Linked DNA regions of Homo sapiens: region 1 is linked to region 2. Evidence: chromatin contacts called from ENCODE Hi-C or POLR2A ChIA-PET data. All regions are on one chromosome and are shown on one strand. The core of a region is the stretch at or near the end of the contact, and the rest is flanking DNA. Distances in the headings are between cores, read along the strand shown. Region 1 has its middle 140 kb from the start of LINC00583. Region 2 overlaps LOC101929507 (a long non-coding RNA gene).

The links. A loop is a pair of places that touch in the nucleus more often than their neighbours do. ChIA-PET counts read pairs that join two places held with the same protein, here RNA polymerase II (POLR2A). Pooled maps may share reads with other maps.
Region 1: a map of heart right ventricle shows a loop between it and region 2 (2.0-fold over the local background). The contact joins two enhancer-like sites. A Hi-C loop is called at or near these places in 1 of 168 maps with a recorded cell type or tissue (heart right ventricle) and 1 of 50 pooled maps. POLR2A ChIA-PET finds 5 or more read pairs at or near these places in 1 of 52 experiments (A673).

The regions. Positions count from the first base shown.
Region 1 is chr9:13,784,757-13,788,655 of GRCh38, reverse strand. No RefSeq gene overlaps it. Among named protein-coding and RNA genes, the nearest start is that of LINC00583, 140 kb to the left of the region's middle. Within about 2 kb of position 2,360, at least 7 of the 41 ENCODE cell types and tissues checked have a DNase peak (open chromatin) inside an H3K27ac peak, as active enhancers do; they include heart right ventricle, where a contact is called at or near this core.
Region 2 is chr9:13,897,965-13,901,960 of GRCh38, reverse strand. The region is part of intron 6 of LOC101929507 (a long non-coding RNA gene); the gene reads left to right. Among named protein-coding and RNA genes, the nearest start is that of LINC00583, 28 kb to the left of the region's middle. Within about 2 kb of position 1,365, at least 5 of the 41 ENCODE cell types and tissues checked have a DNase peak (open chromatin) inside an H3K27ac peak, as active enhancers do; they include heart right ventricle, where a contact is called at or near this core.

The DNA.
Region 1 (3,899 bases), core at 1,111-3,610, 110 kb after region 2:
GGGATCGTTCATTGATTGACAATCTCTCACAAACATGCATTTAGCAACAAGAGCCCTTTAGATTTGTGTGTGTGTGTGTGTGTGTGTGTGTGTGTGTGTGTGTGTGCTGGAAAATGACCTACAACTGACCCTCTCAAATTATAAAAGTTTTAAAGATTTCTTAAATGTTCTAAACATTAGCCACATGGGAGGGACTGATCTTGAAGGCCTTCTGGTGACTATTTTAAAGGAAAATAGTTGTCCTTAAATAGAAGAGAAAATGTCTGAGTCCCATGAACCTCATCTCTCTTCTAGTGCCTCATTTTCTCTTTCCTCTTCTTTTTCTCACTCCCTGCCTCCTTTCTTCTTCAATTTTTCCTCCCCTCTTCTCCTATTTGAAAATTGTCAGAGAGTGACAGACCACATAGGACAGTCTACCTGGTCCTGAAAGTGAAGCTTCCCACCATCTCTCAGCCTTCTTCATGACGAAGTCATATAGGGCCCTGGACTTTTGGCCTCTGTCTTCTGAGATTCTTGGAACCCTATGTGATTTCAAATTAAGGGGAGCTTTTTATGAAAATAAACTAGCATGAAGCCCTTGGGTCATTAGTTCTGCCTGGATTGAATATTGCAAAGAGCATAACTCTCCTTCTTTGAAAGGAAAATTCATGAAAAGAAAGTTTTGTAAAGTCTGGGTATTCATTAAAAGACATGTAAAAAGTCAAATAGACCCTCAATTTAAAATAAGCTGTGTAATTTAAGAAAATGTGCCCATAGCATACAGCTCCATGTATGGCTTGTCCTTACTCACTAACAGCTGTATAGGATTTGCCGTTTCTTCCATGTTTCATGTGATGATAGTGGATGCCGGCTCTTAGCTTCCAACACTGATTGCTATTCAGGGACTGGGATTCTGGATCTGCTCCAATCATGTGGAATCTATTTTGGACACATCATGTCACACTTGAACTCTAAAATATGCCTATCGGTGAAAGGTTCTGTTTATCTTTCTCTTTACTCAGACTCACACAGAAAATGGAGTTCAGTCCTCACACCAGCGGACTTTGTTTTATTCTAAAACCCTCTTTGAATCCTCAGCAGCAGTAGCAGAAACAATTTCTGAACTTCTTGATATGGTGGCTGCTTTTCCCTCAGCACTCCGGTCTCAGCCTTCTGCTTACGACTTGCCCTGCTCTTTCATTGTACTCACTTCCTTCTTTGCAAATCTCCCATATGGGCAATTAGGACTGCGATTTACACTGGTTTTCTTCTACTTTGCACGCAGCAAGCAGCTCAGTCCTTTCGTAGGACACACAGCTGTGACTGCCTCTCCAGGGGAGGGAATTTACCACTAAGCATGGCAGCCTGCAAGAGATGCCAGAGAGAACATCAGGGGCGACACTTCATAGTCAGAGAAGCGTGCATGGAGTATTGAGAAAGGAGAAAAAGCCAAGGAGAGGTCAGGCTTTGATTCACTGAGAGTAAGGAAAGAACCAAATGGAACAGGAGCAAACACAGGGTCAAGACAGACCTGTAAGGCCAAAGCCTTTTGGGCAGAGGGCAAAATTCTGCATCTCATCTAGAAAGATGGAAAAACAGGGGATTCTCTTTGTACCTTTGTCAAGTTCCAGACAACAGTGTGGTTTTCTTTCTAACTCTTTATTGCAATCAAAGTGAGCATTGGATCCTGGAATTACAGTTTCTGGTAAATTTATTTTACATTCAGAAGACTATTCAATAAAGCTTTTTGATATTGTCTTTCTTTTTCTTCTGAGTTCATTTTGTTTTTTTCTTTCCCTGATGAGTGAGCCAAGAATGTAGTTCAGACTTTCTGGCTGCTCCAATTTTGATATTTGAGTCTGATAAAGTTGTCTAGTGTAGACAGGATAGATTTTTTTTTTTCTTTTTAGGGAAGGAAGGGAGGAAAAGGAGAGAAGAGGATTTTCTCAAAGCTCTTGAAAAATGAGTAATTTTAGGAGGAAGGCATTGCTTAGCCGTGGAAAGCCTCTGAGTCCTCAAACTTGGATGTCTTTGAAAGAAGACCCCCATATGCAATGTGGCATGATTGACAAGAAATTTGTTTGAAATGACTGAGAGGCCCTCATTAGGCTGGGACTCCTCACCATCTGGGTTTGAGTTTTGATAATGGGGTCAGGCTCTCTTTTGGTCTGTGCGTTGAATAGCTGAGTGTAATTTGTTAGTGATTGTGGCTAAAACACAAACATTTTTTAGTCACATTCATAGGAATTTGAAACTAACCGCAGTCTTGGGGCACAACAGTGAGAAAACACTTTCCAGCTGCACTACTGTGCTTGGCGACCCAGTTGAGAAGCTCTCACAAAGCAGCCAGTCTCACTTCGGGCTGGACGGGCGCCATTGGAAACAGAAGTGCAACTTTATCACTTGACTTCAAGAAGAGGTTTCCCAGCAACAATATGGAGACAAGATACAAGACAGATCCCATGGAGGAAGCTGCCCTTTCCCAGTGGGGAGCTTGCATGTAGGATAGGTAAGGAAGGGCGCTAAGAGGCAAAACAGGGGCCAGCCCAATATCTTCTTATAGACAAATTTCAGTTGATTTCTGCCTGAATAACAAATGTGAACTGGAGAGGCTTCACATTTACCCATGAGAAAGAGATTAAGCCCAAGTAATCACCCCACAAACCAGCACCTACAAAAACCATTGCTTACCACGACAGTAATCACTCTCAGAACATTCCCCTAAAGGCTTACTGTAGCATGTGCAGAGAAGAGCACCAAACTACTTTTTGTTGTTATTTAAGAATCCCAACAGCCTCTTCAAAATCAGAGGTGTATTTTGAACTTCTGGCTTCGATTTTCATCCTTTAGTTGAGGAAGGGGTGGAGGCTTCAGGTAGGCAATTTGAAGGCATAGCATTCAGATCAGCTCACTAGAGAATCTGGGTGCTCCAAGCCCCAGGTGGTCTCAATGGAAGCAAAGCTCCAGGAATAAGTCAATGAAAAATGTTTTATTAATCATACATTTTTTAAAAGGTTATAAGGGCTAGTAGACTATGTGTGAGGACTAAATCATAGTCCTGGATAGGACTCATACCTTTTTAAACCTCATCAAACTCAGCAGATCTTTTATTTATTTTGAAAAATGTGACTACATGGATACCACCTTTCAGAGACCACAACTGCAACTCACCAATATCTGTAGCATATGGATTCATTCCTGCTTTTATATTTGTAAATATATAAGAAGCTGTGTGATTCAAAAAGTGACTTAGAAGGATTGAAGTCATAAATTTTTTTTCTTCAAGTAAAAGGACGTTTGAGAAATACTGGTCAAGAGTAAAATCAAAGAGATGGATGTAGAGACATTGGCTGGGTGTGGTGGCTCACACCTGTAATTCCAGCACTTTGGGCGGATCACATGAGGCTGGGAGTTCCAGACCAGCCTGGCCAACATGGCAAAACCCTGTCTCTCCTAAAAAAAAAAAAATTAGGGGGGCATGTTGACAGGCATCTGTAGTACCAGCTACTCGGGAGGCTGAGGCATGAGAATCGCTGGAAGCCGGGAGGCAGAGGTTTCAGTGAGCTGAGATTGTGCCATTGCACTCCAACCTGGATAATAGAGTGAGAATCTATCTCAAAAAAAAAAAAAAAAAAAAAAAAAAAGCAGGGGCGGGAGAGAGAGAGACTGACTTGATTGAGTTGATCTTCATTGGTATCAGATCTATAATTATTTTAATACTTTTAAAATTAATCTAGCTTATTAAAATGAAACTATTGAGAATATTTTTAAAGATTTAGCTTCGAAGATGTTCATTGTAATACTGTATATAACAGTGAACATTATGAAACATTTTGAAAGCCCCAAATTAATAGACAATTAATTATACTTAGGTATATACATGCAATAGAATACAATATACTACTCAAAAATTAATCAAC
Region 2 (3,996 bases), core at 116-2,615:
GCAGTTGAACACAGGTAGTTGAAATCGTGGATAAGGGGGACTACTGTGCTTGCTAATGGATTATTTGTTTTTGAAAAAAGTGAGCAAGTAGTTGGCCAATCTTCCAAAAAGTACCCTTCTAGATCTCAACTTTTCATCATCCTCCACAGCAAAAGGAATGGAACAACATTGTGCAGCACTTCCTAAACTGATATCAAAGAGCCAGTTAGTGCTATCTGACAATTACCTTTGCACCTCATCAAGGAAGATTCTAGGCAAATACAACCTCTCATTATGTCTTGGCAGTGGACAATTTCTGGTCTTCCTAAAAACAAAATGTAAATCACCTCAATAAAACTTACCCAAGACATTCTAGACTTAAGTGGGGCTTGGTGAGGGAGCAGGCAAGAGAGTCTATTTTTACATTTTAAAGAGAAGACAAAATGGTGGATAAGTAACTGAGAAAGCTTCATGTTACACTTCATGTATTTCCTTCCTCCTTCCGTGAGTCAATTTAACAGTGAATGAAAGGGATCAAACAGATAATACTTCTAACATGGCATCTCCTCTACTTTTGTTTTGTAATCCTCGCTCCAGCAGTTGCTACTTGTGTAACCTTGGGTGATTACTTAAATCATCTGTAAAATGAGAGTAAGAAGAGTCCTCCTCTCAGAGCGTTATTACTGGGATTGAACATGGTAACACAACTAAGGCCCTGGAACAGTGACTGACACATAGTAAATATTCAAAATTATCTTATTATTCAATTTATTATGCAAAAAGAATTTTTTTTGATGATGTCTGTGCTGTTCCTGTTCTTGTCTCATGCCCAGGGTGACTGTGTTGCTTCCTGGGTAATGTTCTTTTGGAGATTCTACCAAGGAATCCCAAACCCCAAAGTCTTACTCCACGTGCTCAGCAGTGCTCAAAAGGCCTTTAACAGGGAACAAAACCTCTCACCCCTCAAATGCTTAAAAGGCAACTCTGGCTTGAGTCCAAAAAAGATTTTTTAAGAAAGTAATTTTTGACACTGATAAGGCCAGAGAGTCTCAGGTATTCCCTGGAAGAGAGAGCAAAGGCAAAAAGAAAAAAAAAAAAGCCACATCCCACTGTACCAAAACAAATCTGAACCTCCTCAAAATTTCACCAACATTTCATTCATTCGAAGCTTTGAATAAAAAGCAAGAAAGTAACACAGCCCACAGGGCATTTTTTGGGACAAAGAAGATTCATTCCCAGGGCTGCAGATTTCCTGACACCTGGGGATATGTTAGTGCACATGAATAAATATTCCATTGTTTTGAGGATCTCTTTGTAAGTATCTTGCTTCAAGAATGACGGGTGACGTCAATCAGGAAAAAATCCCCAGTGAATCCTAGGACTTATTGCTCCAATTAAGCAAGAAGACACGTTAGAGCCTGAAAGATTGGGTAATAATTCATACCTGTTGTGTTTCGATGTTAACTGTGAGCCTAAATGTAGACTCTAACCTCTCTTAAGCATAATTTTTTTCTACACAATAGCTCAAGGCCTTGAATATTTAAGAAAATTACATATAAGGAAATGTTAAAAAAAAATCTCTCTGAAAAAAAGTACATGGCTCATGAAAAATAAATCTGGGTAAATTAAGTTATGAAAGATGTATTTCAGTTAGAGCAGGAGCTTTGAAGTGCATTTCCTGTGCAAAAACAAAAACTCGGCTTCCTAGATGATAAATTGCCAACACAATAGCCTTTCGGGTATCACAGGAGCTTGCAGTTTATCTGGGCTTCCAGGTCACCCTGGGTTTAAGCCTGACTTACTGTCACCCTCCCTTCAAGGGTACTGGGACTTCTGGTGCGAGGCAGCATTTAAAGCCCTGGAAGAATGTGTTTCTTTTTGTGAGGAAGTATCTTGCTTTTTCTGACAGCTGCATCTGGCTGCCTGTTGAGCCTAGTTTTCTTCTAAGAAATGATTTTTGGAATAAGGACCGGAAGGCCTTACTCAGCTGACGAGGAAGTAGGATTATACAATAGCCGTGAATGTGGAATTTGGAAACAAACGTCCTGGGTTCAATCCCAGTTTTGCCAATTCCCTAGTAGGGTGAGCTTGGGCAAGTTAATTCATTCTTTAAACTTCAGCTGCCTCAATTGTAAAGGGGATAAGACTACCTAAGAGAGTTCCAGTGAGGGTTAACATGGAAAAATGGAAATAAAGAAGCACTTAGTGTATCACTGGGCATAAAATGAGCCCTCGAGGAGAGTTAACTATTATGGTTAACTCAAAACATGTTAGGATATAAGATATTGGTAGGGGTTCTTTTGATCAATGGTTTAACTGAACTACAATCAGAATAGATTTACTTATATATAAATAAACAAAAATTATGAGGGCCTTCTATAGACAAGAATAAAGCACTCTCAAGCTTTTGCAGGGGCTATTGCCCTCAAGTAGCATGACTCTAGTTGAGTTGATTAGACATGCATCCGCATAACAACACCAAGTAGAAAGTGGCAAGCTATAAGAGAATGTAGTTAAAGTGCTACTGGACTTAAGAAGAAGGAAGGATTATAATCTAGTTGAGGGAAGTCAGAGAAGACTTTGCAGATGAAGGTCCCGTGGTGAACATCTCTTTATTTTTCATATATTGACAACAGGGTTCATATGATTATATTGACTTAAAAATTTCAGACTGGAAAGATCTACCTTCTATAGTGTAAAGATTTGGACATGTCTGAGAGAGTTCAAGCTCAATGTATATTCTCTGATTACAGTAATCTCGGGCCATAAAAGTCAGTATCGCTTTAAAATGAGAATCAGGTTTGGCTTTTCCCCAGAGGACAGTTGGCCATTTGCCCAGTGGTCTGTGCAGTAACATACTTATACAAACTTTCCTAGTTTGAAAAGAAAGGGAGGGAAGCAGGGGAAGAAAACAGAGGGAAGCAGTGCTGATCTTTTGTCTGTAAAAACACTGTATGATGGCCAGGTGTGAAGAAAACTTGCTCAGGCTCTCAGGCAAAGTTGTGTTGCTCTTGGTGGAAACAACGGAAACTTTTGTCGTCGTCTTGTCCTCTCCTGTTCTAACTCTCCTGCTATCTTCTTTCATGTTATTTGCCATTCTATTCACTCCTTTGTTCATTCATTCATCAAATATTAAGTTTCTAGTCTTGGAACTTAAATGCTGCTGTAGAGGTAAGAAGATGAATACAGCTAGGTTCCTTGTTCCAATCACCCTTATAAGAAAGGCCAGCAATACTCAGGAAGAGTTATAACCCAGGATACAGGGAGTGGGGTCTTGCTGAAATGCTGGAGCGGCTGGCTTTGCTATATTTCTTCTATTTTGGTGTGTGTTTCCCAGTTGACCACCTCTTTGATTTTGTATGCTGCTACTTCATGCTTCCTACTCTTTTTTGTAAGTAAGCAGCTAAGCCTATATCTAAAAGCATTTTTAAATTTGAGTATATATATATATATAAAGATTCCTCTCTTATTATAATAAGTTGAGTTGAGTTATAGGCATGAAAGGGGAATTATGACAGAGTTGGGAAAAACTGATTGGGAGCATATTATGAAATAATAACACAGAGGTAAGTTTTGGTTGTGTTGTAGAAGAGGAGAACAAATTCGTTTTTCTCTTCTCTTCTCTACTCCTAGAAGCATCTAATCATGACCAATTTTATGGAGGGGCCGCTATTTGAGAGGATTTTAAGAGTAAGAGAAAGGCCCTAGTCCAAAAATATTTCCCTCTTTGATTCCAGAAATCTTCAGATAAGTGATTTAATTCTTTGTCTCAATTACTGCCCTCTTTGGTCCTATTATTTTTTTCGAATGCAGGATTATATGGGAAATCATCAACTCTTGAGAAAACTGTCTCTTAAAATCACTTTCCTGTAGAATTGAGAAAGATGGGCAAATCAGAGTTTTGTTTTTTTATAAATATCATCTAACTCCATTCATTAGACTCTGTATAACTATGAAAGTACAGACTGTTGCATTCATTTTACTTCTTTCTGTGGAACTCTGGACCATATCTGTGAT